5 separate regions of the Mus musculus genome follow, and regions 1, 3, 4 and 5 are each linked to region 2. A link is a loop called in an ENCODE intact Hi-C map of the cell type or tissue named here. Cell type or tissue: left cerebral cortex. All regions are shown on one strand. Links, peaks and the distances in the headings refer to the core of each region. The heading gives the core; the rest is flanking DNA. Region 1 has its middle 210 kb from the start of Sec23a. Region 2 has its middle 140 kb from the start of Gm40427. Region 3 has its middle 200 kb from the start of Sec23a. Region 4 holds the start of Gm40428 (a long non-coding RNA gene). Region 5 has its middle 6.9 kb from the start of Gm30687.

Region 1 (6,620 bases), core at 870-5,869, 150 kb after region 2:
AGCATTTCACAAAACTGAGTGCGTGCCTGCTCGTGTTTCAGACCTCTTCGCAGCACAAGAGCATTCCCCAAGGGGGGTTGGTTTGGTTTGGTTTGGTTTGGTTTGGTTTGGTTTGGTGTGGCCCAGTTAGAGTAGGTATGGCCTTGTTGGAGTAGCTGTGTCACTGTGGGCATGGGCTTTAAGACCCTCACCCTAGCTGCCTGGAAGTCAGTATTCTGCTAGCAGCCTTCAGATGAATATACTGAACTCTCAGCTCCTCCTACATAATGCCTGCCTGGATGCTGCCATCCTCCCCCCTTGATGATAATGAACTGAACCTCTGAACCTGTAAGCCAGCCCCAACTAAATGTTGTCCTTTATAAGACTTACCTTGGTCATGGTGTCTGTTCACAACAGTAAAACCCTAACTAAGATATAATCCATCATGAAGAAAAGTCAAGGCAGGAACCTGGAAGCAAAAACTGAAGAGAGGGGCTGGAGAGATGGCTCAGCAGTTAAGAGCACTGCCTGCTCTTCCAAAAGTCCTGAGGTCAAATCCCAGCAACTACATGGTGTCTCACAACCATCTGTAATGAGATCTGATGCCTTCTTCTGGTGTATCTAAAGACAGCTACAGTATACTTACATATAATAATAAATAAATCTTTGAGCCAGAGCAAGTTGGGCCATATCGAGCAGAGGTCCTGAATTCAATTCCCAGCAACCACATGATAGCTCACAACCATCTGCACAGCTACAGTGTGCAGTAAATAAATAAATAAATAAATAAATAAATAAATAAATCTGAAGAAGGAGGAGGAAGAGGAGGAAAGAAATTGAGGAGTGCTGCTCTTTGGCTCCCCATAGTTTACTCTGCTTTCTGTTTTCTACAACTTATAGGGGCCAGGTCCTCAAATAGAAATCATTAATCAATACAATTCCCTACTGACTTTCAGTCAGGCAATTGGATGGAGATATTTTCTCCATTGAAGTTCCTTTTTCCAGATAAATCTAGCTTGTATCAAGTTGAAAGAAGAAGAAGAAGAAGAAGAAGAAGAAGAAGAAGAAGAAGAAGAAGAAGAAGAAGAAGAAGAAGGAGAAGGAGAAGGAGAAGGAGAAGGAGAAGGAGAAGGAGAAGGAGAAGGAGAAGGAGAAGGAGAAGGAGAAGGAGAAGGAGAAGGAGAAGGAGAAGGAGAAGGAGAAGGAGAAGGAGAAGGAGAAGGAGAAGGAGAAGGAGAAGGAGAAGAACCAGCTAGGATAGGCACAGTTTTCTGAGGATCCTGGGCTAGATCGATAACCAAGTATTATTGCACATTTTGGGTTGTTTCTCATATATGCTGCAGGCAGCTGTCTTGCTCATATGCTCACCATTACAATTACTGTCTCTCAAACATGTTTAATGCCATTGCTTCTTTCTGCACTCTTGCTTGCCTATTCAAACCCAATCATTTCTCATTCTTTCTTCCCTTTCCCACCCTCCAAAACAAAACAAAAACCAAAAAAAAAAAATCTCAATTGTGAAGTAGATGGACACACATTTAAAGACATAAGCACACATTTGAACATAGCCAAAAATAAACATTGATAATACTCTAGAAGCTACAACATGCCCAGTTCTGATGTAAGTTCCACTTCCCAGGAAAGAGAAGTTATTTCTTCAGGTAACTGACAAAGTCCATCAGTGCTTCATCAAAGTAACAGGTGCCTTGGAACTGTCCCCTCCTGACACTCTGCAGGGGCTGTCACTTACACTTAAACCCAAAATAAGGCCACAAATTTTACACAACTTAGAGCCAAAAGATTCCCCCATACATTCCATCTCTTTTGTCTAGAAAACAGCAAAACTACCAACCACCATAAGAAAAGGAAATGAAAGTTGCTTCTCACAGCAGAAGGTGCCTTAGATTTCAGTGTCTCCCTTGGGAACACACACCAATACAGGGAAGATTTAGAGCAACAGGTAACTGTCCAAATAGCAGCTTCAAGATGGATAACCCTGCCCAGATCTGCAATCAACTGACTCCTCCTCCTGAGAAGTACTTCTTTTTCCACTTTATCAGCAAAGTGTTTACAACATCATCACCAAGCCCAACTCCTGGGGTAGACTGACAGGTATTGATTTACCTTCCTGAGGACCACAGGCTTCAGTGAATCATACTTATTGGAAACTGAACTTTAAATACTCATAGCTCTAGAAATAAACTGTGAGGTTCAGACTGATTCTTTCTTTCTAGGCGATGGTGATTTACAAATGTCCACCAATTTTGACAATCAGGACATGAAGAGTGAAGAAGGTCTCTCTATCTTACCTTTCCCATGTTTGTCAAAAGAAATTCTCCCTCCCCTCCCCCACCCCTCTTTATGTGTTCCTGTGGTGAGAGAAAGTGAATGTGTGTGAGAGAATATATGTGTATAAGAAAGTGTGTGGGTGAGTGAATGTGCGTGAGAGAACATGTATATGAGAAAGAGTGTGTGTGTAAATGTGTGAGTGTGTGAATGCATATGTGTGCATGTGTGTGTGCATGTGTGTGAGCGAGTGTGTGTACATAAGAGAGTATTTGAGAAAATGTGAGTAAATGTATCTGAGAGAGAGAGAGAGAGAGAGAGAGAGAGAGAGTGTGTGTGTGTGTGTAAGGACAGGGAGTAGCCAACTGGAGCCACTGAAATACAAGGCAATGGGACCTGAACCGTCTGGGAAGTATCTGTGCTGATGGTTTCATCTAATGAATGTATCATATGTTGGCCACGTGTCCTAAGCCACAGCATAAGCTCCACTAACCATCGGCCTTTCTCGTTTTTATTGTGCAATTCTACTCTAGAAATTCAAGCTTACATTTTGGGGTAATAGAAAGCAAGATCACCAAACTTTGTATATCATCTTTGTCAAACCATTGCTCCTTTTTAACTGCTTTAGGAATTCTTCCATATCTCTGTCCTTATGTTCCTGGTCACTGCAAGCTCATTTCAAATGTGACTTCTCCAGGGAAATCGTATGGGTTCCCCAGGTCACAACAGAACCATCAACATCATTGTTGGCGTACACTTGGGAAACACGCCCCTTGTGTCTTTATTTCCCAGTGGTCTGCAGGGAGGATTTTCCCTTCGAGAGTGACGTTTCTACCGTGTGGCAATTATAAGCGACCAGTGAATTTTTATTAAATAATGTTTTTCATTTTTGCTCTGTTGCCCCAATCTTCTGATGGGAGGACTTCAAACTCATGACATTTCATGAGAGACTATAACTTTCCAGTAAAATTCTGTGCTTGCAGAATTGTGAGCTCTTACAGCAGCATTCAAAGCTCTGCCAACTGTTCCAGAGCATGTGACAAGACTGGGTTATGTCCTGGAAGTACAGCGCCCCCTGCTGGTAAGGTTTTCAGCAAGCACAGCTGTGGTGCCTACAGGGCAAAGAGCCCCTTTGTGTAGAAACCTTAATGCTTCTAACTCCCACACCTTGCTAGGCACCAGATCACCGCGTAGTCATAACTATTTACAGACGATCACATGTGAAAAATATTAACTTTCATTTTACAGTCCATGAAGATCAGATGGAATACCAGCCAGGCAATAATCTGGTATATCTGTGTCATTGGGAGGTGTTTGTTTGTTTGTTTGTTTGGGTTTTTTTTTAATATGGAGCACTGAGATGTTTGAAATTTTTGCTTCACTTTCATTAGGTTCATAACTTAAGGTATCATGCCACTAATTTTCATAAACACCCCATAACTATAGCGGAAAATATAGAACCTTAATTCCTGCAGGGTTTCCTGATCCTACATAAAGCAAAGAGCTTCAAACAAGTTATGTCACCATCTTCCATCTTACAAAATTATAAAAAAAAAAAACTCATTTACTCACCTAAACATAATAATATATTATGTTAAAACAGCATGGCACTGTGTGCCTGTATGCCTTTGCGTACAGGTAGATGGTTATGCATACATATAGGTGGTATGTCTCTAATGTTATGAATAACATATTTCATATTCATGTAACTACAAGACAAAAAGTCAAGTTTCTCCTAGCTATAAGGAACCTTATAATATTTAGTAAATAACATGTGGCGTCTGCAGGCACAAAATGAGATGCTTGGCCAACGTGGGGAACTGTGACTGAAAACTGAGAAGCAGCCATGTCTGGAGAAACTGATCAGAATCTCACTCTTAAGGAGAGTTTGGAGTGTGTCACAGTTTCATATCCTTATCCTGGACCACTTCTAGCCATCCAGAGCAGCCATTCCTTGACCACTTCTGTGTTGAAACTAACATCTTGTGAGAGGAGATGGAAATCTTTTTGGAATCTATTAACTTATTGGACCATTGGCTTCCACCAACCCAAAAGCTAAGAATGTCATGAGATAGCAAAGATCTGTGGCAAAGCTTCCCCTATCTCTCCGCCTTTCAGATGTTCCCACCAGGGTATTTTAAACTTGCCCTGACTCACGCCTCTGTTCTGTAAACTTTAAAACATCATGAAACAAACTGCTTCCACACTGGAACGTGGAATTTGAGGTAACCTAAATCTGCCTTCCTGGACCGCGGTCCCTCAAAGTGGCTCCAGAATAAACTCTTCTCTTACTCCATTTAAGAGACGAGTTGTGGGTTTTACAGCGACAGGAATAATCAAAATGCTAATGATTTTCTTGAGTGGATGGCCAATTTTTAAGCTACTCCTAGTTCAATTTTTGTATCATTTATCTGGTTTCTATTTTTTTTTTTAAATAACCACGAACTACATGGTAATGGGAAAAGAAAAAAAAAAAAAAAAAACGAAGAACAAAAATGTCATAGATAGTGTTGCCAAGGGAAACGGACATAGATAAGTCCTAAACTCAAAATTAAAACTATCCTGCCTTGCAAGTAAAAGGGGTGCCTTCGGATGCAAATGTCACAGAGAGAAGCCTATTCCCAGTTGCCAATTACAGGAAGAAACATGCTGAGCCCTAAGGCTGTCCTCCCTGGAGCCACAGCTCCGGTTGTCTCTCCCAGACAGGCCCTGTGAGTAATGGTTCAGCCTCATTAACCTGGCAATTAATGATTAAGCCTATCTGCTCTTCATTAGGAAGCCAGTGGAGTCTGTCCCACTGTTGTCCAGGAAATGGGACTTAACTGAATGGCTCCTTGAACTGTTCCCCACCCCACCCCCAAAATAAAAAACGGAAGCAACGCGGAGACCCTTGAGTACCCTAATGGTGCTCAAGGAAGGGGGAAATCGGCCCTAAGCATTTGGCAAAGAAAGCCCAGCAATTTTCTTTTTAATTATTGAGATAAAAGAGTGAGCTTGATTTCATTTAGCTGTTCAAATAGAAATCTATTTAAATATTTAAACAGAAAAGCCTTCCTGATCTATCATCCTGCCCTCCTGTAACAGCTACGGCCTTTCCACGGAGGTAAATTTTATAGCGGATTTGGTTTGGGAAACTTCTATTTTATGGGTTCGAAATTGATTTCCAGAGCCTTGAGTGGAGGAAAACACACACGCAGTTGTGTGTTTGCTCTGGGGGGTAAGTCCACACTGTCTGCAGTACAGCGAAATCTCCTGCTGGTAAACAGCGCAGGGTTTGGTGTTTGGATTGCTTCTCTTTTATTAGAGATGTGTTCCTGATAATCCCTTTCATGAACCATTAAGGGCCCAAACCTTCCCTGAATGTCTGGCCTTTGCTCCCTTCTCCCCGAGTTTCTTCCGGCACCATTTTCCTCTTCTCTTATTTGGGCAGATAAAATTCAACCGGAACACAACAAATATTTGTGATGTTGTGATGTGCCCCACCCCCCATGATTTAACTCCCTCGGCAGTGTCTCGGTCGGATCTGTACACAATCTTTCCACTCACATCTAAGACAAATCTCTTCTCTTTCTGGCTCCAAGAGTCAGGCCTCTTGGCGTACATCTGCAATCTCTTCCTCGACAAGAGAATCAGGAACTCAAGGGCATCCTCAGCTACGTAGCAAGTTCAAATCCAGCCTGGGTGACCTGGACTGGGTGATCTTAATTCATGTGACAACATCCCAATTTCACTAAAGAGAGAGGTGGGAGTGTTACATTTAACTCATCCGTCTCCACTCCTGACAGCTTTATTCTACCTAGAAGGGCCACCCATTTCTTTGTCCAGCACAACCCTTCAACCTTGAGATTCTAGCTCTACTGTCAATGAAAGCTGATGTCAACTGAAGTGACAGCCTGACAATTGCTCCCAGTTGCCTTGAGCCCCATTCTCTCACTTTATAGCACAATTTCTCATTTCTGTATTGTTTTCTTCCTTTAAACAACACTACCAAGGGAACAGACTGTCTCTGATCACAGTGTTCTCCATCCCTAGTGTTCATAAGTAATAAATGAATAGGGCAGCCCTTCAGGGCCCGATTTGTTTGTATACTTTCATGTGTACAATAAAGAAATGAACAGATTTAAAAGGACATTGTGTGAGCATCCTCGCTTTACCGCACCATGTGATAAAGTCGGAACTGAACAAATACTATTTTAATCAATACTCGGCTGAGTGGCATTTATTCATATTTCTGTAGAGAATAGTGTGAAAGCAGCAATTTTCACTTCCTGGTTCCTCCTGGATAAATCAACTTTTCAAAAAGAAAAGTAGGGTTTTGTTGGTTTTATGGTTGTGGTGGTGGTAGTGTTTTGTTT
Region 2 (6,620 bases), core at 613-5,612:
ACAGCTTTCTCCTGCACAGTCTGGCTATGCCTAATATAAGAACGAAAAACAACATGAACTTGATTATCTGAAAACAAGGAAAAAAGTGGAAGATAAGGAGGGTCATGTGATTTACCCTTCACCATACTGTAGAAAAGGGGAGGGTGTGGCGACAAAGGAGAAGGGAGGAAACATGTGCCGTATGCATGCAATTAAAATTTCTAAAAGAAACCTGGTCATCGCAAATATCTGTATGAGCAAAGCTCCCTGGGAATCTCCCGAGACCTTGGGAAGCTCACTGGACACCTTAGCATGTGCATCCCCCCAGTAGGGTTGGTAAGAGGGAAAGGGAGCAAAGAGCTTACTAAGCACTGCCACGTACTATGTGCTCTCAAGCAAGATCCCCTTGAGGAACTGTAGTTGGTAAGTTTGGAACAAGCAGGCTCTGTTCTCTCAAGTCCCACTGTGCTGAGGAGCAGTCCCCTCACATGCCTGTGTGATCCATGCGGCATACAGAGGTTGGAGGAATGTGTCAAACAGAATATATTTAGCAGTCTTCTAGAGAGGTGGTCACAACAGATGATGTAAATCTCAAACGCCTGATTGGACCATTTTAAGGAACAAATTGGTTAAAAAAAATTAGAAACCATCAAGAGTGATTAAGCCCAAATTGATGCTGAGGCAGCAAAAAAAAAATGTAAAATGTAAACTATACTATTATCAGCTACAGTCCTGATGCCCCAGTTAACAATATACTATTATTAACTGTCATCCAATGCCTTGCTTCAAGTCACCAGGTACATTCAACCTACATAACTCCATCTTTAAACACTTGGACCTACATCTCTTCATATTCTCCTACCTTCAGCCACCATTTTTTCTCTACTTTTGTATATTTGACTTGGTGTTTCAAATCCCACAATGTGTTTAAGAACACACAATGGTTTGCTTTTTTCTATGCAGTATTTGACTTAACATAGCAATCTCCAAATTAATATATGTTGATACAAATGTAACACTCTTCTCTTTCAACCCTGACCATTATACATACTACAAAACACATAATCATATATATGCACACACATATAGATATTTTTACCCAATCACCTGTCTATGGGCACATATTGTTACCATATCTTGGTTGTGGTGGACAATGCCATGACCAAGAGGGAGTGCAGATCATTCCACAGAGTCAGTTCTATTCCTTGGGTGTGTATCTAGAGGAAGGGTTGCTCATTAGGTTGCAGCTCTATTTTTCAGAGTTTGAGGAAGCACCATTCTGTTTTGCACACTGCACTGGTACCAGTGGCATTCAGGGGTGGGACACAGATCAAGACCCACCTCCTGCTCAGAACGGTTGAAGCTACTGATTCCAGTAACTCAGGTAAGGTGCCACCATGGCAGGTAAGCACTTCATTGATGCCAAAGGAGCAGGAAATTGGAACTGATATTCTCTCTGTTAGACTTTTGCTGAACAAAGTAAATGTAGTTCTTTAAGAGAAAGGAAATCGATCCTACAAAGGTGAATTGCCTGCCTCTGTAACCATCTGTGTGCCACTGCGCCTGAAGTCTTCACAAAGATGGCAGGCCTGTAGCTTTAATTGTTTTAAGATTAAGGGCTCTTTCTTCCTTTAACTTAACAAAGAGGGAATCTACTTTCACAAAGCTTAGAATTACTTATCCCAAATCCTACAGGGGACTGTGGTCCAGGCCTCCCAATTCAAGCCTCTTGATCGGACACATTTCTGCCCTTTCTCCTGAGATGGGCCACTCCCCAAATGCTCATTAACCATTTCACTGGACTTAAAAGCCCAAGTTCAACTTACTTCCAGGTAAGAACACTTACCAAGTCCCCTGTCTTTAAGCAACAGCTTCCACTTCTATAAAAAGAAGACGCCCTTTTCCAAAGCAGTCATAGGATCTGGTGAGAACTTGCATGTCTCAAGAAATAATGTAGACATTTAAGGTATTAACTTATGCTGTTAGTGTTGTAATTCCTAAGAGTAGATGGAAGCTATGGAGATGGGATTTTAAGGCTGAGTGAAAAATGTACTGACACTTAAAGCCAGACTAAGTTTCAGGGTAGACAACTTATTTGTTCAATTAACTTATGAAGTTCACTTTCTATCTCACAAATCAAAAAACTCATCACTATGGCTGGAATACTTATTCCCACCACAGTTCATATGTTAAAATCCTAAGCAAGAGGGTAATGATATGAAGTACGGTAAAGCAAATGAGTGGCTGGGGGATTCCTCAGTGTGTAAGAACACTTGCTGTGTCAGAGGACCTGACTTCAAAGTCTCAGCACTCTGGTGGGGGATGGAGACAGGAGGGTTTCTAGGGCTAGCTGGCCGCCAGCCTAGTCCCAGGTTTAATCAGACACACTGTCTCAAAGGAATAAAGTGGAAAGTAGTAACATCTGCTAGGCCATCCTCCCCCACCTTCTGTTCACACACGAACACACACACACACACACACACACACACACACACACACACACACACATACACATACACACTCTCTCACATACACACACACACACACATACCACACACACAACACACACTCTAGGCCATACACACAATACAGACACAGCACACACACACAACATACACACTTAGATCACACACATACACACATACACCCCATACAAACAACATGTACACATAGACCACACAGAAACACAACACATACATATACCATGCACACATAATACACATTCACACATAGACCATACACACATATAGCATGCACTTATAGACCACACACACACACTCACACACACACACACACACACACACACACACACACACACGTTCAATGATGCTAATTCGCCCCATCCTCTATGTGAGGTGGCAGCAGAATCGTGAAGTGCAAAAGGGGCTCTCGGGCCCACTGTGGCACAAAAGGGGCTCTCAGGTCCACCGCCATCAGCACCTTCACCCTGATCTTCCTTGCCTCTGGAACTGTGAGAAATGAGTTTCTGTTATTTCTGAGCTACCTAATTTGTGCTGTTTTATTTTAACAGCGCAAACTAATTAGTACCCAATTCATCCATCCAGCTAGACAATTTTCTAATCCTATGAACAAAAAGGAGACAGAATTGAAGAGTCCAGCTTTAGCCCGGTCAGTCATTTTGCTTCCCCTACAACACAAAACAAGTATCTGCCGGGTGCAGAAGCTAGCGGCTGTCCAAGCTTTGTCTGCACCCCCATCCACCTCTATTCTGTGGACTATTTGGCAGAGCAGAGGCACAGGGCAGCATTTCAGGATGGCCATCCAGGAACACGGTCCTCTAGCCCTTCCCTGGCCCCCAAAGCCGAGGCAGAACAACAGCCAAGGACAAACAGCCCCGGGTTACTCAGATTGCAGGGTCTGAAAGGGCCAGCAGCTGTGGCAACAGCAGCTTTCAAAGCTAAGGCTACCATCTAGCTGCTACTCACTTGGGTCAGCTTGGAGGAAGGGCTTGTTGCTCTCTCTGAAGGTACGGCAAGACCTTTGCAAATCATCTTTACAGCCCTCTTGCAATTCAGAAACCTATAGAGCTTGTGAGTAGTAGTGTCAGAAAGGGAATACAAAGACGATGCCACCCTAAAAAGCATTGCTTGTTGTCTTGGCTAAGAACAAACTTTATACTCCTTTTTTTTTTTTCTGATATTTTTAATAATCTCTTTACCCACGAGCAACTTGGAGCTGATATTAGGTTTTCTGTTTCCAGGGGTTGCTAGGCAACGTTTCTAGGCAGCTGGCGTTATTTCCATAGTAAGCGAGTCATGTTCTACCACAAAGACCATGCTTTGAAAACTAGATTTTTCATCTATCATCTATAAACCCACTGTTTTAATACTAGAGGGCTTTATCATAGCTAAAATGAGATTCAGCATTTGATACTAGTCACTACAAAGTGCTTTAGCATGGGGTCCCGGGAGAATTCTGCTCTGGTAACTCACAGACTAAAGAACACACTAGTTTTTACTGGTGCCCAAAGTCAACCATGGTCAACAAGATGCATCAAAGACTGTACATGTGCAGAGATTTGTTTTAAATACATGGAAGGGATTGGTAAAAGAGAACTTTAGAGGTTTTGAACTGTTCTTTTTCTTTCTTTCTCTCTCTTTCTAGAGTTTTTTAAGATTTTGCTTTCAATTTTTTTATTTTAAACTGGGAAGAGAGTAGGCCTTTCCCAGTTTTCCTTTGTCTTTGCTTTTAAAAGGTGTGATAACCCTCTAATGCCACAGAATCTACTTGTGTTGCTTTTTAATTAGAAATATAAAATATAGCATCATTCTATATATTTTTGCTATGTTCTAATTTTGATTCTCTTTAATTGAATGCTAACGAATGCACGTGGGGCTGCTTTCGATTTTTTGTAATGTAGATTTTTGTCTGGAGGATTAAAAATTTTGAAAAGGAAAGCACTTGAGAAACCATAGGGAAGGTCTCTGCTGTTACAGAAAATTAGCTCTTCACAATAAACATGTTAATCAATATCAAATGAAATTATTTCTCATTCTGGCTCCAGGCCATTTCTTTGGAGCTAGGCAGCTATTTCCAGTGCTGAGCCCTCTTCCCCTCTGAAAGGCCAGTGGTGCCAAGATTCTTTTCAAAGAGTCACATCTCCTAGGTTCCAAGCATCCTCAGAAATGTCTTGTGCACAGAATCATTTGCAGAATTTTCTGAAGCATAAATTCACCCACTCTCTTTCCACCAACATAGCATATGTTGAGAGCTAGCAATGCTTGTCGCTTGCTCCTAAAGAAGCTAAAAATAACACTTAGGTGTGTTCACTTTTAAGTTTCAAAAACAAACCCTTCTGGAACCCCATTGCCTCTCTCCCCAATTTATGGGGCTTCAGAGAAGGTTGCTTCCAAGATAAACTATTTACATCTGATTCTCTTCTGACTGAATTGTATATGGGAAGTAAACAGGTGGGTCTGCAGAGATGTCTCAGTGGTAAAGAGCATTGGCTGCTCTTCCAGAGGACCAGGGTTCAATTTCCAGCACCCATGGGGCAACTCATAACTGTCTGTAACTCCAGTTCCAGATGATTAGACAACCTCACACAAATATACATTCAGGTAAAACACCAATGCACAGGGGAAAAAATAAATTTTAAAATAGAAAGAAGAGGTACAAGATGAGTATATAAAATATAAGATGAAATTATCTTTTAAATGTATATGCAATCTGGTTTTGCATCTTTCTCAAACTGGAGAGAATTTTACAGAAGCAAATAGTGAGTGTCTGTACTCTTAACAATAAGACTTTTTCTATCGTGGACAATTTTTAAAATTAGAAAGATATTCAAATGCAAGTAGCTTAATTCTGTGTGTGCTTAAGCACCTGTCACAATTAGAAGTATTTCCTTTTCCTACTAAACCAGTTTGCCTTCAATTCATTCAGTAACCTTGAGGCCTCTCTATACACAAGGTAGTCTGCCAGGCCCCTGGGAAGCAAAACCTTCAAGTAGCCAATGGCCCAGGGAGGAAATGCAGAAGGCCAGACAGTACAGTGATGTGACCAGAACTGGCCACCAGTAAATGCAGAGAGCTGGAAAGGCAGGGCTCGGGGGAATTCTCCCTGAGGACATCGCTAATGTGAGACCTAAAAAGACAATGGAGTTGCCCATTAAAAGGTGAGAGGTGGGGGTGAGTGGAAAGACCTTAGACATCAGCGCCTCTACAGAAGGAAAGCAGCAGCTCTGTGCATCTATGAGTGCAACGTCCTTCTTTTAAATCACCTGATCTGTGCCCTGTGCCATATGGATGTCAGCATCTCTTTCTTTTCTGACATAGTCATAAGAGATGAAGGCTCATCCTAATGGCCTTACTGTAGCTTCCTTACCTCTTTAAAGACCTATCTTCAACAGTTACACTCAAAGGACATGAGAGCTAGGACCTCATCACAGGCCCTCGAGAAACACAAACTCAACTCATAGGATACTCATTAGCTTTAAAGGTAGCGACTAGAGAACTGGAGAAAGGACAGATGGCCAGAGGACACAGATGTGTTTCTGGAAGTGGGGGGTTCAAGGACTCTGAGTGCTGCTAAGTATTAAGCCACCACTGAGGTACATAAAATATATTGGAATTGGGGGTTATGAAGGCATCATGATTTTGGAAAGAATGGTTTAGAGTGACTTTGGGTGCCAAGGTCACCCTTCCTAGTTCATGAAGTATCCAGCAGTACAACAAGATCCATGGCAGTTCATCTGGGAATAGAGTGGAGAAAGAAGAGCAGCTTCCAATGAATATTAATCATCATAACTTTTATTATATAAAATAATTTATGTAGTCCTTAAAGCATAAGCTAAAATGTCTATTCGTACAATGTCCCTTCTCGAGCACAGGTTCTCTCTCTCCCCCTTCCCCTCCTCCTCTCCTTCACCCCTCTCTTTGTCTGTGTGTGTGTGTGTGTGTGTGTGTGTGTGTGTGTGTGTGTGTGAGACAGTCTGGTTAAATCCATCTCTGGTAACATGCCTCCCATGCCCTCACCCTAGGACTGACTCCTTCCTTAAGCTGCTTTTGCCTGGTGTTTTGCCACAGCATGGAGAAAAGCAACTAATAAATACCAGAAAAAAATCACTTCTATATTCTCTGAGCACTCATCATCTACACTACAGAGCTAAGAAGTTGGTT
Region 3 (6,620 bases), core at 1,112-6,111, 160 kb after region 2:
AAGAAGAAGAAGAAGAAGAAGAAGAAGAAGAAGAAGAAGAAGAAGGAAGAAGAAGAAGAAGAAGAAGAAGAAGAAGAAGAAGAAGAAGAAGAAGAAGAAGAAGAAGAAGAAGAAGAAGAAAGAAGAAGAAGAAGAAGAAGAAGAAGAAGAAGAAGAAGAAGAAGAAGAAGAAGAAGAAGAAGAAGAAGAAGAAGAAGAAGAAGAAGAAGAAGAAGAAGAAGAAGAAGGTGGCCTCTCAACAAATACAACTGGAGTGGACATCCATTTGTAGAAGAAAGAAATTAGATCCCTATCTCTCATCCTTCATAAAACCAATTCAAAATACAACAAAGTTCTCAATGTAAGACTTGGAAGTATTAGAAGAAAACATAAGGAAAATGCTGTACTTCAGGTTGTAGATATAGACATAAGAAATGATAGCAAGAATTGACAATTTGCAGAGAAAACAACCAACCAAATCAAGAGGTAGTCTCTGGAGTGAAAGAAAAATTCTGTCTGCTAGACATCAAACAGGAGATCAATATCCAGAATATATAAAGAACTCACCAATTTAAAGAGCAAAAGAAGAAATAATCAAATCACCAAACGATCTGAACAAATGATGAGTACAAATTGCCAAAAATTTCATGAAATAATGTTCACTATATTTAACTATCAGGAAAATGCAAATCAAACTACATTGATATTCCATTAGTACATACCTGAAGGAATCAAAGTCACCATGTAGTAAGAGACACTTGCAAACCCATGTTTCTCACAACGCTATTCACAGTAGCAAAGTTGTGGGGAGAACCTGCATGCCCAGCAGTAGGTGGAGGAGCACCTGGTCTATTCACCAGAATTTTGTTCAGACATCAAGAATGAAGTTATGTTGTTCACCAGAGAGTGAGTGAATCAAGGGATTGCTGGGCTAAGTGACATAAGCTAGACTCAGAAAGAAAAATATTTTTTCTCTCATAGGAATTATCTATGTTTTGGAAAAGAATATGAGGGGCTGGAGAAATGGCTCAGCTATAAAGAATACTTGTTTTGCAATTGTGGAGACCTGGGTTCAGATATTAGCACCCACAAAATAAGCCAAGCTTTAGCCACCCATGCCTATGACTCCAGCACTGAAGGAGACAGAGACAGGAGCACCAATAGGGCTTGCTGACTTCCAACATAGTCAGAACTTGATTCCTGAGTTCAAGAAGAGATCTTGTCTCATAGCAACAGCAAATGATGAACGAGGACATCTGCTGCCTTCTTCCTGCCTCCTCACATACACACGGGCATAGGGACTCACCCAAGTAGGTACATACACTCAGACACACATACACACATACATACATACATACATACATACATACATACATACATATTTTTAACTGGCCTATAAAAAAGGTAAAGGGCAAAAGTGTATAGAAGGACTTTGTGGGGAATGGAAGGACCTATGGACACAAAGATACAGGTAAAGGAGGGTAATAGGTAGTAGATATGATCAACGTATGAAGTGGAAATTTCTGGTTTCTTCAATAACTCAGTTGTATCACATGATGTTTTTCTGGAAACTGTCTTGTGAGAGGGCATGTGATGTTTGGTTGAAAACAGACACTTGAGAAGGCACATGATGAATACAAATAGAACCCCACAAAGAGTTAGTGGATGCTCTTGCATTGCTACACTGTACAACACTTCACTAGTCCTCACTGGTCTTCACTGGCTTTTGCGGGTCTTTACTTCATAGAGAGAAATGCACCAAAGACCTTCTCGTGGTAATCCAGCTGATTCTAGTTGCTTCCGCTGACGTGTGCCAACTCTTCAGAGCCTTGCTGTTTCTGTTGGATCTTGTCACCACTACTGATTCATGTTTGGTGTTTGCTATTGAAATGGACTGCTGGTATCCTGACAATGAGGAGTGGAATCATCCCAAGGAACTACTTCTAAACAGGTCCACAGTCCCCTTTTCCTATTAACCTTTTTCTCCTACCTCTGGCCAGTGCATTAGAAGGGAGGTTGAAGCATTTAAGAATAAATAAAGTGCGTTTTGAAAAATCTAAGCCTACAAACATACATTATATCTGCACATGAAGACAGGCAATGAAATCTATCATTTTTACAATTAATTAACACAAATAAAATAAGCATTCTATTTTTTCCCTATGTCAGGCTCTGTACTGTTGATTGGGGCAATAAAGACATGATTCCAGAATAGCAGCATAACTACATTCTCAGCTACCAAGAGACTGAGGCAGGTTGATTAGAGGCCATCGTGAGCTAAATAGCAAGACCCTGACTCATAAAAAAGGTTCAGGGAGAAAGACATACAAGCATGAGTGTGAGATAAAAAGTACACGTTGAACTTCAGCCCAGGTTGCTACCCTGCCACAGACTAGGTCTATAGAGAGATACCGAAGAGAGCCTAAAAACAGAAACACAACAAAACTGCTTTAAAAGTAAGAAAGAAGTCAAAAGAGTTTCACAGACCAAAAACTTTCCTCTGGCTAATGAGATTTTTCTAGGTAAACAAGAGTGCCCAAGGTGTTTGAAGCAGTGAGGCAAGCATGATGTGTTTCACAGTGAGCAGCTTGAAAGTGCTGGAGGAAAGCTGTCTTAGGAGCCAGGTTCCTTTTTAGAAAGGGGAACAAAATACCCATGGAAGGAGTTACAGAGACAAAGTTCTGAGCAGAACCTGAAGGAAAGACCATCCAGAGACTGCCCCACTTGGGGATCCATCCCACATACAGTCACCAAACCCAGACACTATTGTGGATACCAACAAGTGCTTGCTGACAGGAGCCTGATATAGCTGTCTCTTGTGAGGCTCTACCAGTGCCTGGCAAATACAGAAGTGGATGCTCACAGTCATCCACTGGACCGAACACAAGGTCCCCAGTGAAGGAGCTAGAGAAAGTACCCAGGGAGCTGAAGGGGTCTGAAGCCCCATAGGAGGAACATCAATATGAACTAACCAGTAGCCCCAGAGCTCCTTGGAAGTATACCACCATTCAAAAAAAAAGCACATGGTGGAACTGTGACTCTAGCTATATTTGTAGCAGAGGATGGCCTAGACAGTCATCAATAGGAGAGGCCCTTGGTCCTGTGAAGGCTTTATGCCCTAGTAAAGGGGAATGCCAGGGCCAGGAAGCAGGAGTGGGTGTGTTGGGGAGCAGGGGGTGGGCATAGGGGATTTTCAAAGAGGAAACTAGGAAATGAGATAACATTTGAAATGTAAATAAAGCAAATATCTAATAAAAGATTTAAAGAAAACTATGGCAGTAAAAAAAGGGGGAGAGCAATCAAGATGCTGTCAGTTCACTAGCAAGCATAAACTTGAGTTTTAGGATAGGGAATCATATGGTCAATTTGGCCATGGATGCAGAGATGTAAAACTGAGACTCTTTCAATTTATGGGTTGAACTTTTAAGATGGAACATGTTTTATTCTTTTTTTTAAGATTTATTTATTATTATATGTAAGTATACTGTAACTGTCTTCAGACACTCCAGAAGAGGGAGTCAGATCTCGTCACGGATGGTTGTGAGCCACCATGTGGTTGCTGGGATTTGAACTCGGGACCTTCGGAAGAGCAGTCAGGTGCTCTTACCCACTGAGTCATCTCACCAGCCCAACATGTTTTATTCTAATAGAGCTTGTAAGTCAGAAGAGAGGCAGAGAAACTAGCTCTTCTCAGCATCCTTGCTGAAGAAGCAAGGAGAGTCTGCAAGGAGAAGCCAGAAAAAGACAAAAGAGAAAGAAGGAAAAGTCCACAAAGTGGGTTTCAGGAAGCTTCTAACCGTGTAACAGAGAGGAAGTGAGATAAGTTATTCCAGTGCAAGCAGCAGATGGTCTGGGTAGGAGCTAGAGGGATTTGGGAGGGAAGAGGGATTTAGAATTCCAATGAATGAATGGAAGATAAGGAAGTGGAGACAATCCGGATGGTTCATAGAAAACTGGAAGGCTGGAGAGGAACGGAGGTCCTTGAGGCTCTGTTGGTTTGGGTTTTGTGTTTGTTTGGTTTTTGAGACAGGCTTTCTTTTTCTAGCCATGGCTATTCTGGAACTAGCCATGTAGACCAGAATGGCCTTGCACTTACAGAGATCAGCCTGCCTCTGTGTGTGTGTGTGTGTGTGTGTGTGTGTGTGTGTGTGTGTGTGTGTGTGTGTGTAGCTATAGGCAATGAGAAATCACCTAATCTGGATACTGGGAATTGAGCTCCAGTTCTCTGCAAGAGCAGCACATGCTCTTTACCCTTGAGCCCATCCCTGTGGCCCCCAAGACTGTTTTTAAGATGAAGAAATTAAGCATAAAACCAAAGCAGTTAAAAAAAAAGTTCAAAAACAGGAAATTTACAGGTCACCACAGAATTGGAGCATCATAGGCCATGAAGACAGACAGAAATGATATTGTCAGTTGAGGAATTAATCTTGTACTATGAGGGAGGAAAAAGGTAAAAGAAGTACAGAAAAGACAATTCTGGAAAACCAATGGTAGAAATACATATTGTTCACACCATCCAGGTCAGGATGTCTGGAAAAGTGATGGAAGTTGGGACAGGAAAGGAAGCCAATAAAGACACCTAAGGTGGTCACCTGTGGGCTTGAAAGTCTAGAGGGATTTTAAAGAACCTCAGTTGCTTTGATGACATCAATCTGCCATATTCTGAATTCCCTTCCAGTTTCTGTGACCTAATAATGAAAGCCAGACTTCTCCAAATTTAACAGTGCATCTTAATTAGGGTTGGAAGTGCTGGCAAGAGAAGCCTGAGACACAAGCAGAAGAGAGAAGTGCTCCAGTTGGAAAGGAAAAGAAATGGCCAAGGAACTAGAAGTCTTCACAAGTTCAGTGACCAGAGATGGAGGTGCTAGAAGTTAAGATAGCAAGCAACGAACAAACACAATGGTTCAGAGTAGATGAGTTCCTTTGGATGAAGTCACCAAAGTGTAAGCGACCATGAGAATGAGTTTCAGAAGTAAAGAGAAGGTACAGATGGTAACATTGAGATAAAAATTATTCTAAACTGGAGCACTGCTTCTCGGGGCCTTAGTATTTGTTACCTGCCAGGAGCAACCACCCCCTCCCTAGGGAGAGTCTATCGGTGTCTTCACCCATATTGTGCAGATGAGGAAACAGACGCAGAACAGTTAAGCAAGTTCCTTAGATGGAACAGAGACTCAAGCCCAAGCCATCTGCCACCAGAGTCCTCTCCTCCAATGCCATACAGTACTGCTGCTCTCCATAAAATGACAACAATGGCATGTGGAGATCAAGAGGCAGGAAGACACAAGATGAATGGTCATCTAAAATGTAACTAAAGGGTCTCCCATATATCAAGAGAATTCATCACAAAATTGAGTCTCCAGTATTCACCAGTTTGTGCTATAAATCGAGGGATCCTACCTAGTACAACAGTCGCAGAGGCGGGAATTAATTCCTCCCATACTCCCTCCATGAAATTTGCACAAAAGTTTTTTTTATTATTTAGAAAAAAAAACCTGAAATGATATTCTGGTATTCAGCCTGCTGGCTAGTAGAATCTTACATTAATTGATTCTATAAAAATCTACATCCCAGCAGCCAAACGTGTTCAGCTGAGAAACAACTGAACAATTCACTGCAGAATCAAATGGTTCCACACACAAAGGAATAAATAGATGGTAAAACAATAGTTAGTTTCACAGACCATCTGGACAAGCTAACAGGCTGCATCTGACGTCCGTCAACCTGGCCATCCTAGAAGTTCCTAGATTGTACTCTCTTGGAACATCCTGAGAGGATAGGATAAAATCAGACTCATTTTTCAAACCAAATTTTAAATGTGTGCCTACATGGAAGAGCTTCTCCTTTCTCAGATATTCAACTATATCATGCCACATTTGGCCAACAATTCCTAACAACATTTATGAGAATTATGCCAAGAACTGCAATTCAACTGACTGCAGCACATAAATTCCCCAGGACTGAGTTATCGGTGGAAGTAGAGCGTCAATATCATGTCATAGCATGCTTTGTTCAATATTTGTGGCAGTAAACTTGAGGATGAACTATGGCATGCCATAATTTTTCAGCATTAATAGAGGATAGAGTTGCCAGCATTTAAGCTTTATAGCCTCTTTTTAAATGGCAGTTAATGATTTTGTCAGTTTTCTGCCAAAAAATTCTTTGTAGGAAATATCTTCCCACTTTACTTAGCCTGTAGAAGTAAACTGAGAACTTCACTCCTCATTCTCTACAATGTGAGTTACCAAAACTTGCCAGCTATCCACGAGGACGTCAACATTGGTGTCCTGGTAGGAAACTTTGGCAAGCTGGGTCGCCTTGGGAATGGGAGGCTTTAGCGTGATTTCTGCCATCACTAAACTAGATGTTCCTTTGAAATGCTACATAAATTATCTTAGCCTGTGTCCATAGCATATAGCTTCTTCCCCCACTGAAGCATTTATTACAGTGGTCCATTTATCACAAAAGCTAAGACAGTCTCATTTCCTCCTGCTTATTTTAATTTGACTTCTGAGCAGCACATAGCCCAACTGGCTCCTCCCTTGTTTTTTTAACTATTTTTTATTAATTATTTTGTTTATTTACATCCCAAATGTTGTCCTGCCTCCCAGTGCCCCCTCCCCTTCCCCTCTGAGAAGGTG
Region 4 (6,620 bases), core at 855-5,854, 210 kb before region 2:
CAAGTGTTGCCCCCTTCTGCTCCCCCTTGTAGAGTTCTTCCCATCTCGCCTTCACCTCTGAGAGGGTACCCCTCTACCTCAGGTATCCCCACTCCCTGGGGCATCAAGTCCCTATAGGATTAGGTACATCCTTTCCCACTGAGGCCAGACAAAGCAGGCTCTACCAGCAGCTGACTGAGATAGATGCAGATACTCACAGCCAATCATTGGACTGAGGTCAGGAACTCCTATGGAAGAGTGAGGGGAAGGATTGAAGGGACTGAAGAAGATGCCAACCCCATAGGAAGAACAACAGTGTCAACTAACCTAGAATCCTTGGAGCTTCCAGAGACAGAGCCACCAACCAAAGAGCAAACATGGGCTGCTCTAGGGGCCCCTGCATATATGTAGCAGGGGGTTGCCTTGTCCTCCTTGTTCTTTTGGAAGATTCAGTGACAGTCTGATGGAAGACTGGTGGATACCCATGCCTCTTTTCCAGGGGCTTGGCATGCAATCCTCTCTGACAACTGGCTATCTCAGAGAAAAGTACAGGAAACCAGGGCATCTCTATCCCTGAACCAACTCTGGTCCCACTTTCCTAAAGGACCTTAACAGCCTTTCTGGCAAGGTACAGAATTTTTTTTGTTGTTGTTTTGGTTTTGGTTTTTGCCTGATTTCAGTTTCATAGAAGAAAGGGTAATGTACAGAACTATTTCAAAAATAATAATGGCTTAAATTGTCTGAAAGAATAAAAGTAAAAGGGATTCCATCTTTCCTCACATCATTCTAGGCGTTCTTACCCAAATTCCGAAGGCTTTTGAACTTTGATACCAGAAATAGTCATAGCATCGAAGCCACTCATGGTACCAACTACCAATCTCTACTGAGATGGTTACCCAAGAGAAACAATTTGTAGAGCAAAGCTTTCCTCTGCTTGTGGTTTCAGGCCACAGTCAGTGAGCTCCATTGTGTTGGTCTTGAAGCAGAAGGTAATGGTTGTGGGAGCCTGTGGTAGACAAGACAGTGTCTTCATGACAAACAGGAAGAAAGGAGCCAAGGGAAGAAGGTCAATGTTTCTAGGGAATGCCCCTAGGCACTTCTTGAATGTAGGCTCCTCTACAATGCCCCCAGATCAAACTAGCTCCCCAGAGTCCATCAAATATCAATCAAGTCCCTAACACAAGAGCCTTTAGGGGATATCTTAGATTGAAAGCACAAGAGAGTTATTTAACCCTAACCAAGCTATAAGAGTGTAACTAATAGAAATTCCAGCATATAGGGACTGTCTGACACAGCACACACCCTTACGGCTACCCAGCATCACCCTCAGTTTTCTGCCACCTTGCTCATGCTGTACTGCAAGGCCAAAAATGCTAGATACTGATTTTCCAGATTTCTCTTGCCTTCAATCCAGTACTGCATTGTATAATGAGAAAGCTAGTTCTTTGGAATTCTAAGGCAAAAACATTTCTTCCTTGATACAGAAAGAGAGACAGCAAGAAAGCTCTGTCCTCTGTTTTTCTGCTGTAGGTCTGTAAAGATGAAATCATAGAGGGCTATTTCAGTCCCAAGGCAACAGGTCCAAGAATAAGAACTGAAACACTAAGAGTGGTGCTAGACAAAAGAGTCAGGGAGAGGACTCTAGACAACACCCAGCCAGAGACTGGACCTTGACTTGCTGTGACCTCTCTCTGTTTTTAGTGGCCATCTGATTTCAGATAAAAGCACTAAAGTATCAGGCTTTTCTTTGTGACCCTGAAGAACTATCCACATATTTTGTTTGGCCTAGATATTTTAAAACTGTAGTGAAGCATTTTAAAATCACATATTTTACAAAGGGAAACTTCCTTGTTTCCTAAAAAAAAAAAAAAAAAAAAAAACCTGGCAAAATCTTGGCCACAGGTGGTCACAGTTTTATCCAATTGGTTATCAAATACCAAATGGTCTGAAAACATTCATTAAATTGACATTATACAGACTGAGTAGGCTATACATGAACACAACATATATGAACACATATATATTCCTAAATATTGAAACATATTTATATATTCCTAAATATAGGAACACACACATATATAATTATATATAATTTATTATATATAATTTATAATATATAATTATATACTATATAATTATATAAATTATAATTTATTATACAATAATAAATATTTAATAATATATTAAATAATATTTAATAGTATAGTAAATATATTTAATAATAAATAATAATTTATTATATACAATTTATATATAATTTATTATATATAATTATATATAATTTAATTTAATTAAAACTGAGGCCATGAATTTGAAGTGGAGCAAGGAGAGGTATGAGATAGGCTAGGAGGGAGAAAAGGGAAGGAACAAATGCTGTGGTTATGATTTCAAAATTTAAAGGAAAAAATTTAAAGTAGAAAAAATAAAAATTAGCTGTCTAACTTTTCCTTGATGTTTCCCACAGACTTACTACTGGAGCCTCTCCTCTGTTCAGTCAGAAAATAATAGAAGTCTGTTTTCATAAGTCAAAATTCATGAATCCATTTTTCCCTGTAAAAGCTCAAGTTCCTGGTCTAAAACTGGACATTTTGGATGACACCTCACAAACTCTTTTATTTCTTCTTAAAGATTCATTTTACTTTTTAATTGTATGTGGGTGTGTTAATTTCAAGTATGTGAGTGTGCTGTGTGTGTGTATATGTGTGTGTGCTCTGTGTGTGTGTGTGTGTGTGTGTGTGTGCTGTGTGTGTGTGTGTGCTGTGTGTGTGAGCTGTGTGTGTGTGTGTGTGTGTGTGTGTGCTGTGTGTGTGTGTGTGCTGTGTGTATGTGTGTGTGTGTAAGTACCAGCAGATGTCAGAGGCCTTGGGTTCCCTGAAGCTGGGTTGTCAAGGGTGGCTGTAAGCCAGGGATGTGGGTGCTGGGAACCAAACTCAGTTCCTCTGCGAGAGCAGTTTGCTCTGACTCACTGAGCCATCTCTCTAGCTCCAAAAGCTCCCACACAAAAGCTCAAAATTTCTCACTGATACTATGCAGTGCACACCGCATAAAGCCTGGTTAAAATGTAGGACACATACACAGGCAGCATCCATACCCATGAGCTGTGTGTTTATATATTCAAACTACATGGATCAAAAATATTGGGGGTAAAAATTTTGTCTTTGCAGGAAAAAAAAGGCTCTTATTTTGCATCAGGTGCTAATAGTTTGGCAATTATTGAGATAGGAATTATATTATACTCATCATGAATAGATGATTTAAACTTTTACTGCATATAGATATGTATTGAGTATATGCAAATATCATGAATTTTAATACAAGAGTCTTAAGCCTCTCTGAATGTGTGTTTGCTCAGGATGGATTTGCTTTGGGAACCAGTCGCTCCCTACATACGAACACTGTATGCGGCCATGGATTAAAGTTTGTCCCTGGGTTTGCAAAAGGGTGGTGAAAGACAGACTCGATTCATCAAAATGTGCTGGGTCATCAACCTCATTAGTATGATTGAAAGGTAAATATAAGCTTGATTGACCACAAATTTAAGTCCCTGTAAAGAACGGAGTTCAGTGGAGGAAAGGGAGTTTATTACTGCTCAACAAAGAGTAACTTGGGAGTGTTCAGAGAGAAAGCTTGAGAAATGTTTCAAACGTTCATGGCTGCCATATCTTATCCATAGCAGACATTCTCACTGTGCAGTGTCCCAGAGCAGCTAGCCCTAAAGCTTCACCCAGAGAGATCACAAGGCAGTGTTGGAAGAAATATGACAGCAAGCAAATGGAGCAGGCCAAAGTCAGCATTTGTGTTGGCTTGCCATAATGTGTCAAGTACCTGAGATAAACAGCTTACACTGAGGAACAGGTCTGTTTTGGTTCAGTTCTATGAGTTTAGACCATTTTTCTTTTCTTTCTTTTCTTTCTTTCTCTTTTTTCTTTTTGCACCCTATTTCTTAGCGCCTGTGGCAGTACAGAACCTCATGACAGGCACATTTGGCAGAGGAAATTGCTCTCCTTACAGCAGCCAAGAAGCAATAAAAGGAGCAGCCAGAGCCTCCGTTTCAAGGACATACCCATATGACCTAATTTCCTTCAACTAGGCCTTACCTCTTAAGCAGCAGTTCTCAACCTGGGAGTTGCTACCCCTTCCGGAGAGCAGAAGCACCCTCTCACAGGGGTCACATGGCAGATGTTCCCATTACAATTCATAACCGTAGCAAAATTACAGTTACGAAGTAGCAATGAAATAATTTTATGGTTGGGGCTCACAACATGAGGAACTGTTTTAAAGGATCAGAGCATAAGGAAGGCTGAGAGCCACTGCTCCTAAGGCGTGTGTTACTTCTCAACATCACCATAAGCTAGAGACGAAGTTTTGGATGCTTCCAAACACAGTAGTGTCTCAGCAAGTACTCTGTGAGTGCTGGAAGCTGGGATGGTACTAACATTTCCTCAGTTGTAGTTTCTTGCCACAAGTAGGCATGGAAGACTGCTTGTCACTTAGCACCGTTGTACTGAATCTGTTTCACCTGAACTTCATATGAGATGTTTTAAACTTTTTAAGCCATCTAACCTGATGTTACTACATAATGAGAAGCATATATATACATACACATATATATACATACACACATATATATACATACACACACATACACGTATATATATGGAGAGAGAGAGAATGTATATAATTTTCTACCTTTATTACAAATGCTCCTCAAAATAGTTTCATCCATTTATCACAGTTTGCCTATATGGAGTAATTTGTCATTCAAAGGCTCCTTTGTTGCCATAAAAATAGTGTAGAAATTAAGGAAGAACAAAATATCTGCACTATTATAGTTAATAAAAATCTTAATGATAAATACAGAAAACTACTAAATGCTCAATTTTGTGGTAAAATTGTGCTCAGGTCAAATCAAATGGATATAAATATGAAATAATCTATATGTATATAAATATAGATGATCACACAAAGTGGCTCAATCTTTGTATATCTTTATATATTTTAAATATGCAAAGAAACACTTATAAAATTGACATACTCTCATAATACATATACTAAATGTTGATAATTTGGCTATTTTAACTTCCTAACACTTAAAAGTAATTTGGGAAAACATGATCTAGAGAAATCTTTCAGGAAATATTACTGGTAGAAATTGAATTCATACACTGCATTTCCTTAGAAAACATTTCGTTTATCAAGCAAAATTATTTTCTGCTTCATTTGGCCCTCCTGCTTCCCTAACACAGGGTTTCCTGTTTGCCTCTGTCTTGTCGTGACTGTTGTATCTGCTGTATTAGCTGTTGCCGGTGATAATGATCATAACAAAGATAACAATGAAAATAATTTGCTTTGTTCTCTCTTTTGTGTTCAAGTTTCTAGAAGATGTCCACAGTAATAAAACAGTATGAATTGCTACAATTAGTCACACTTAAAATTATACACACACATATCATTAAGTTAAAATAGTGTTTATGGTAGTTTCCAGCAGTTAAATGGGAATCAGGTGCCATTAATAACCATGGCACTTAGGTAAAACTCTTCCATCTAATTTAGTTTTGTTATCTTTCATCATGGATGTGGCTATCAATGGATAAAATAACTGTAATCTTGGGAATGTTTTTTCTTTTTCAAGATTGTAAATATAGATCTTCAGATTAAAGTAGCAAATGACTCCTAAAACAGGTATATAAGCTAATTTACAGAGATTAATTCTGCCGAAGCTGAATGACAAAAAGAAAACTTTCGAAAGAGAGCAATATTGGAAGATGGTCCTCTATAAATAGGACGTAGCGTACAGAAAAGCCTCTGCTAATGCCCAGAGGTCATACATTCACAGAGCTGGACCTCAGTGCTCACAGAAACAGTACATCAATTCACAATTCTACACCAAATGCAATGTGGGCACAAGAAACACACTTCCATCTCAACCAAAAGAAGTAGTGCTTCCTTCCACTATACCCATACTTAAACCCTTGAAGGGAACATTTTAGTAGCTCATTCCCATAACTCTGGTCCCTGAATGTTGCAGTAAATCTCTCCAACCCAAATATGCCCTAGCAATGAAAACACAACACAGTTAATATTACATTCTGTACACCTAGATTGGGCGGATCTACCACTACACTACCATCTTCCACACCTTATGAGACCCCTTAGAACTTATAGTTTCTCCAGGCCATGTGCTTCTGCTCTGCTTTCCCCCCCCCCTCCCTCCCCCACCCCCTCCTCCTCCTCCTTTGAGCCCTCTTCCTCTTCCATTTTCTCCTTCTCCCCCCACCCCACCTTCCCTTTTACCTATCCAATCATCAGCTCTCCTTTATTTTACAAATTAAGGTGGGAAGCAGGTTTATAGGAAATCACCTGAGTGCTGACTCATTCCTTGTTCTCAGCCACACTCAGGAGAATGGAATTAACATCAAATATAATTAGCCCCAGGGCTATCTGCAACAGTGTCAAGTGGAAGGATTAGAAGTTTGAGGACAGCCAGCCGGGAATACCTAGTGAGTTGGAATACAGCCGGAGCAACTGGAATAGCAAGACTCTGTCTCAAAAACAAACAAACAAACAAACAAACAAACAAAAACAAAAACAATGATGCATAATAAGCATAAGATTCAACAATACAAAATATATGAACTGTT
Region 5 (6,620 bases), core at 825-5,824, 220 kb before region 2:
AGGGGCGACAGACAGAAAAGATGCATTAGAGCAATGAAGAATATGGATTTTGATTAGTCTGACCATATTTTTAACTAAAATTATGATAAAATCCAACTAAGAGTCTATCCTTGCGTACAGTAATACTACTGTGACTCCTCTTGGCTTTCAGACTTGGCCTCAGATACACGCATTAGAACCCTGATGGCACACTCGGTGCTATTCAAGGACACTCCATGTAGGAAGGGTGCTTTACCGCAAATACATTTTAGAGATTTGGATTATGCATGAAATGTGGAACATAAGGTAATAAAATGCAAAATACCATCCATCCTCTGAGTTCATTTAAAAATTCCATGGCCAGAAAAAGAGTTGCATCAGATTCAGTGCAGAGTCTCTCCACCCCCAAGGTGAATGCTTTTTCTAAGGCGACACGGGGGCTCTGAGAGGAATGAACCATTTGAAATGAAAATGCCCCCAGGGAAATGATGAAGAATGAGTGTTAAAATAAAAATGTTCTCAGCTCTCTCTCTCCCTTTGGTGTAAGACAGGATTCTATAAGCTCTGCCCCCTGACCATTATAAATAAATACACAGAGACGAAGTCACTGTCATACAGATGAGAACTGCTGTTTTCCCTATCCTGATTCATCTGATTCTCATCCCCCAAATAAAATAACCAACTAATTTAAAAAATATTACTTTTTGTAATAACAGGATTGTACAAAATCCTTATGATGTCCCTATCCAACCAACACAGTAGGCTTTCAATAGCTAACGTGCATGGAATGGCACAAATAAAGTTTATACTCTAACCTTCTTTAGGAGTTATGACTACCAAAACCCAGGCAAATGGAAAGCTTGATTCTGCTGACAGTTTAAAACTGTGGGGTTACAGAGGATGCCACACAGACGATTGTGTGTCCTACAAGTGATAACGTGGATATCCAGTGTTTATGAAAATGACAGGACCTTTCTTGGCTCTTGGATGTACTTTGAAGTCAGAAGCCAAGGTGCTTAATGAACATTGTCATGTAAACTTTCACTGACCAGTGGCCTCCAGGTTATGAAGTTCATGGATTATGGATCTTGGAGTTAATAAGACGTGGCCAGCTTTGCTGGAGAAGGGATGAGCTGGTCAGTCCAGTTTCCATTTCAGGTGTCCAGTTGCCCTACAGGTTCAGTCACATACTCAGTGTGGTTCCCAGGAAAGAGGGACTCCTTTAGGGGGAAGAGATAAGGGAAAACCTTGCTTCTGGCATCCCTCACCTCTGGCTAGGGCAGAAGCAAAGGCGTTTTGTCTTAAATATTTCTGGCATCTTTATCCTCTGGCCAAAACAAGGCTGGCCATCCAGGCTGGAAAATAGAGGAAAAACAAAGAAACAAACAAACAACCCTTCATTTTTGAGTCTTTACCCTAAAACTGCCTGGCTATTTTCTGTCTTATCCTTATTATAAAGAACTTCTCTTCTGGCTGCCAGTCTCACAGGGGATGCAACTCCAGCCCCTCAGGCCCACCCAAAGGAGGATTCATTTTAGATCTTGAAAAGGAGTATTAGTTTGTCCTTCTCCAGTAGTACCCACAGAGGGCTTCTCACCCCAAGACACTTAGTTTGGTTCAGAGCTTCATGGGAGCCTAAGGAAGTGCATGGATCCTAAGTAAACTACTCCAGCCTTACTATGGCCTCATTCTTGCCTATTTCCCTGTTTATTGAAGGGCATTATCTATCTCTAGGTGTGATATTAAGGGTTAATCTTGATTATCAATTTGATAGAATTTAGACTCATTATGGGCACACACTCCTGGGTGATTGTTTTCAGAACAGTTTAACTGATGGTAAAATACATTCAATATACGGATGGAACCATTGCACAAGCTTGAGGCCCAAACTGCTTAGAATCAAGAAAGAGGGTGGAACATCAGCACTGATCTCCAATTGCTTCCTGACTACACACACAATGTGACCAGCCATCCTCTGTATCCTTCACCATACCTGCTCTCTCCACCGTGATGAACTGAAACCTCAAATACTACAACAATAATGATGAGAAAAGTCACTGACACACTGAGTCTCAGTCTGGGAAATTGGAACTTGGTAATTGATTTCAACATCACTTGCTGCTATAGAACACTGTTTTCTGAGCACAACAGACATCACCATCTCAACGAGAGCAGCGGTGACTACCCACAAGAGACCCTCAAGATTAAGCCTATTGGTGTTCACTTACAAAAGATCGGGGTGGGGATGGTCATTAGACAGGCATCTGAGATTCAAGCCACCCACTCCTTCCTACACATTCCTCCAAGCTGTAGGTGTACATAAATTTCCTTTTTTTTTTTCTTTTTTGATTGCACTGATCTTATAGACTCATGAGATGATATAGTCTGCAGAGTGCACAAGGTCAGATGAAGAGCAAAGGATTTCTTCTATGTAGCTGAGGGCACTCAACAGGCATGATGGGGTAGAAAGCTTTGGGTCATCTATACTATAAATAAACCCTCAAAGATGCTAAGTCACCTTGCCTAGTTGTAAAGGCCCTGCTGTCAATTGTATGGAACACACGGGTGTCTAGGACTGATCTATTCCAGAAGGTGAAGCATTGAATTGGTCAAGAAGAAAGACACCAAAGAAGAAGTGTAGCTGATGTACCATGCCTCGTGCACATGCTGCACCATGCCTAGTAAACCTGATGCACCATCCATAGTGCACAGGAAACAGCTCTGCTTCCCTCACTCCACAGCATCTGCCTTTGAAAAGGAGCTGCGGTCTTGAAATAAGGAATGGGCAAGAGAAAAAGCAAGAGGGGAATGGACCAGAAAAAGAAAGAACAAAGGAAGATGAGAGAGCCAAGGAGACACAAAGGGGGCATGGTGGGTAGGAACTGAAAGAGATGAGGAAAAAAAATCTTCAATAGAAGCCAACTAATAGACAAGGAAAAGGGCCACGTCTATTCCCAACAGAATGAGACTGATCAGAGGAAAGTGTTAGTAGATTGTCACAGTGTTCTGCCTCATGCTACATAAAATATTAGGGACAGGACAGCTGATATTTAAATGCTTAATAGATTCTCAGTCTTCCAAAGCATGGAAAGAGCAGTGCCCCATGATGCACGCACATAAATAAATTAGGGAAACTATATGGTGTTCTGAGTGACTGGCTCTCAGTGAGGAGATAGAAAGGCGCCCTTGTCTCAGAGCCAGTGATCTTTGAAAAGGCGAGAGCTTTATGAGAAAATGCAAATGACTGATTCATGTGTATTTTTGGAGGGGGTATCTGGCATTTTAAAGAGTGTCTTGGTATTAAGAAGGCTAGACACAACATGAAAAATCATCCGCAAATGACCACGCTGGAGTAGAATGTTCTGACATTTTCCAAGAGCTCGTTTTTTTAGAACAATCGCTCTGTGTGTGCACTTCTGCAGAACTGCCCATGTTGCTGAAATCAAGCCCTTCTGGGATTCAATAGATGCACTATTTTTACACGTGCAAACTGTACAGGCTTTCTAAAATAAAACTGCTGGGCTAGAGACTCCATTATCCTACAACTTCCACAACTGAAAAATATCTTCTCTAGCTAGTAGCAGATTGCCAGCTGATGAAGGAATGAACAAATACAAAGGTATTGCTTTGATTTTTCAGAGCAGATCAAATATATATATATAGCCCTAGGAAGAAAACACTCCCAAGCCACTGCTTGTCCTGAATTTCTACCTACTTTGCTGTGGGATAGGGGTGGGAATGGTTCCAATCCATCCCTTTTCATAGTTGTTACTTACTAATTTGACTCACTGTGGGAGAATTCCAGTAGCAGATGTCATTCAGTTAGTGCCAGGTAAGGCTTTAAACATTTCATATGTCTTCACTCGCTGATAGACTGATTTTACCTGGCACCATCAAGGAGCGCTTGGACTCCTACTCCTAATTGGAATTTTAACAGTTATAGCTTCCTTCTAGGGTGACAAGAAATAAGATAGCAGAGAGAAACTAAGCTCATCTGTCAAGTCAGATCACACAAGTAGGTCAGAGCACACTGGCCCGAAGCCTTGGACAACTCAGGAGGCTGAGTGATTAAGATGCCTGATGCTGACATGTGAATGATCCCAAGGCTAGAAAGGGTGATATCTCCCTCAAGGCAGGGATTCCCAAAGGATGATCCATACAAGGGGGAAAAAAAAAGAAAAGAAACTTAAGCATTTGAGAATTAAAGACACTTCTATATTGTACTCCAACACACTTAGCTGGAGAATAATTTATAAAATATGTTCTAAAGCTTTTATAAATAAGCTCTCCCAAGGGTATGTCATGTAGGAAGCTATTGGTCTCAACCTACTAAGAAATCATTGCAGGGTTTCAATTAATGAATTAATTCTTAGTATGAAAGAGTTCTGATAAATCCATGAGGTATCTTGCTTGACTTTGGAAAGATGACAATATCTAGAACATTTTTAAAGAATGCCCTTACCTTAGGTATATGCTGGACACAGTAGATAGAGAAATCAAGAAATCTTCATTCCCATAACAACTAAAACAGAAAAGTTATAACTACTTCAATAATTCTAGTTATTCAAAGAAAAAGAAAACATGAACACTATTTGCCTTATTATCAGCAAATGCATGGGCTTTTTTAGAAAAAATTCCTTGCTGTAGAATTTTCTTAAGCCACAGACCTTTATAGCCACACACAGGATATGTACATCACAGTTTAAATGTATATTTTCAATGTGATAAATGTAATTTTTCTTTCATTGAAAGTTTGTCCTAACATTCTTATTCTGCTAGATTAGACTAAGGTCCGTGCTCTTCAAGATCTTCTCTGCTGTTTATAAAACAAACATTCACTGTGGTATGTATACCTGTCCTCACTGCTTCTAAATATACACTCTAAAGAGTAGAGGAGACAATACAGGCATCTAGTCGATGCACAGAGGATGGCTAGAATTTGAATGGAAGTCAATTGTACAAATTTTCTGCTGTCCCCTCAGAGGAATGAGAAGAAATTGCCATTGGAGTCAAATCTCTAGTTTCTTAGCAGCCGTGCTTCACTGTGACCACTGAAGGAAGGTTCTGAACGGTGGCGGCTCACTGCCATCCCAGGACTGTGTTCCTACAGGGACTCAGCAGCAGAACACTAGAGCTATTTCCTCTCCAAACATCAGGAATTGATGTCCCTTCTCCTGGGGTTTCTATCGGCTTTTATTACAGTGGTGATGTGATGGGTAGCGCTAGCCTTGCAGTGTGATGGGCAGATGAAATACATTTCTAATAAACGAGAATCTAGTTGGGCTAGAGATATTTTAAATTTACCCAGTAAATACTTGTTTACTTAGAATTATGTTCCTGTTAATGGTGTCAGCCGCAATCAAGCGATACAAGAGATACCAAACATCAGTATAAGATCATTTCAAGCTAATTTGTTTTTCTAAATTTTCTAATGACCTTTACTATAGAATAACTTTCCTTCAAGAAAATTATGGAATGCTTTATTTTATCACAGAAATTTAATGGGCACAAACTACTGGTGCAACAAACAGGAACAGCTTGGTTAAAATAAAAATAATAGGAAAAAAATTTTCCTGTTTTTCTAACACAAGCTAAAACTAAGATTAGTGCAACTATATAAAATACAAGATGCCTTGAGCAATGGACTTAACTTTTTAAATAAAACCTTCTACTGTGCACAACATACTGCTTTCCAGAGAGCTAGGTTTTCAAGCTGATCTTTTTTCACCATCAAGAGTAACAGTATAGCACTTGATTAAAAAATATTTGGTCCTTGTCTTAAGCATGTAAAGTTATAACAGGGATGTAGTCACCCAAATATCCATAGGGTAAAATTAAAGTAAGAGATTCAAATAGAATCAGATATACGAACCTGCAACAGCAGACAGATTCTTGAGAAATTTTGACTGGATGCTCTGAATGTTTCCAAACCAGACTGGAATGAAGCTATTCATGGCAGTACCAAGAGTTGAACAAATGGGAATGACCCATCTGTAAGGGAGTAAATAGATTTACTTCATATTACCTATTCACACCTAGAGGAGAAAACGGAATTTAAAATATATCTACATTGTTATATCTCAATGAAAAAATGCTGGATGAAACAACCAGAGAAACTGTAAATCACATACATGTAGAATTCTATAAGTTTAACACATGTATACAACACACAAGTTAGTTAAGTATTTGTTCCGTGTCTTTAATCCTAGCACTCAGGGGGCTGAGGCAGAGGGATTGTGAGTTTGAAGCCAACCTGGGTTACATAGAAAGAGCCTCTGTCAAACATCTGCAATATTTAAACATATTGTTTATAAAGAGTGACAGAAAAAAAGGGTGGCATGCAATAATATCAGGAGCACATACTCCAACTCTGGCATAGTGATTATCTGTGGAGTGAAATAAAACTGAATTGCATTTCAGTTGTGATTACAAGGCATTGCTTTGCCAGGGAGATAAAATGCACCTGTGACAAATTGTTAAACAGATGTTAAATCTGGAAAATAGCTAGATGGTGGATACTATTTTATTCTTGCTAGTCTGAAATATTATATGAAAAATTAAATGGAAGGAAATCAGTCAAATGTTTCCACCTGGCTTACTATGGTCAGACGGATATATTAGCCCGATGGAAGTAAAGCTGG

The links. Hi-C counts contacts between places; a loop is a spot of excess contacts. Peaks named below come from ENCODE experiments on the same cell type or tissue, not always from the same donor. Only the 100,000 strongest peaks of a DNase experiment are listed, where the experiment ranks them.
Region 1: a loop joins it to region 2, with 2.8 times the contacts of the local background. A loop is called at or near these places in 2 of 42 quality-filtered maps.
Region 3: a loop joins it to region 2, with 2.2 times the contacts of the local background. A loop is called at or near these places in 2 of 42 quality-filtered maps.
Region 4: a loop joins it to region 2, with 2.1 times the contacts of the local background. A loop is called at or near these places in 2 of 42 quality-filtered maps.
Region 5: it touches region 2 in a loop (2.1-fold over the local background); 3 of 42 quality-filtered maps call a loop at or near these places.

The regions. Positions count from the first base shown.
Region 1 is chr12:58,799,280-58,805,899 of GRCm38, forward strand. No RefSeq gene overlaps it. Among named protein-coding and RNA genes, the nearest start is that of Sec23a, 210 kb to the right of the region's middle. In left cerebral cortex, for the core only: a CTCF peak has its summit at 3,345 (motif pointing left); a DNase peak (open chromatin) is centred at 3,321.
Region 2 is chr12:58,650,194-58,656,813 of GRCm38, forward strand. No RefSeq gene overlaps it. Among named protein-coding and RNA genes, the nearest start is that of Gm40427, 140 kb to the left of the region's middle. In left cerebral cortex, for the core only: no CTCF peak of the experiment used is centred there; DNase peaks (open chromatin) are centred at 3,298, 3,693, 4,646 and 5,459; H3K27ac peaks cover 2,331 bases.
Region 3 is chr12:58,809,172-58,815,791 of GRCm38, forward strand. No RefSeq gene overlaps it. Among named protein-coding and RNA genes, the nearest start is that of Sec23a, 200 kb to the right of the region's middle. In left cerebral cortex, for the core only: no CTCF peak of the experiment used is centred there; DNase peaks (open chromatin) are centred at 3,808, 5,139 and 5,672.
Region 4 is chr12:58,439,231-58,445,850 of GRCm38, forward strand. The region is part of intron 1 of Gm30687 (a long non-coding RNA gene); the gene reads left to right. Gm40428 (a long non-coding RNA gene) reads left to right here and starts at 2,771. Exons shown (of 2, transcript XR_872782.1): 1 at 2,771-3,487. In left cerebral cortex, for the core only: no CTCF peak of the experiment used is centred there; DNase peaks (open chromatin) are centred at 2,934 and 4,026.
Region 5 is chr12:58,426,720-58,433,339 of GRCm38, forward strand. No RefSeq gene overlaps it. Among named protein-coding and RNA genes, the nearest start is that of Gm30687, 6.9 kb to the right of the region's middle. In left cerebral cortex, for the core only: no CTCF peak of the experiment used is centred there; DNase peaks (open chromatin) are centred at 3,447 and 3,733; H3K27ac peaks cover 1,529 bases.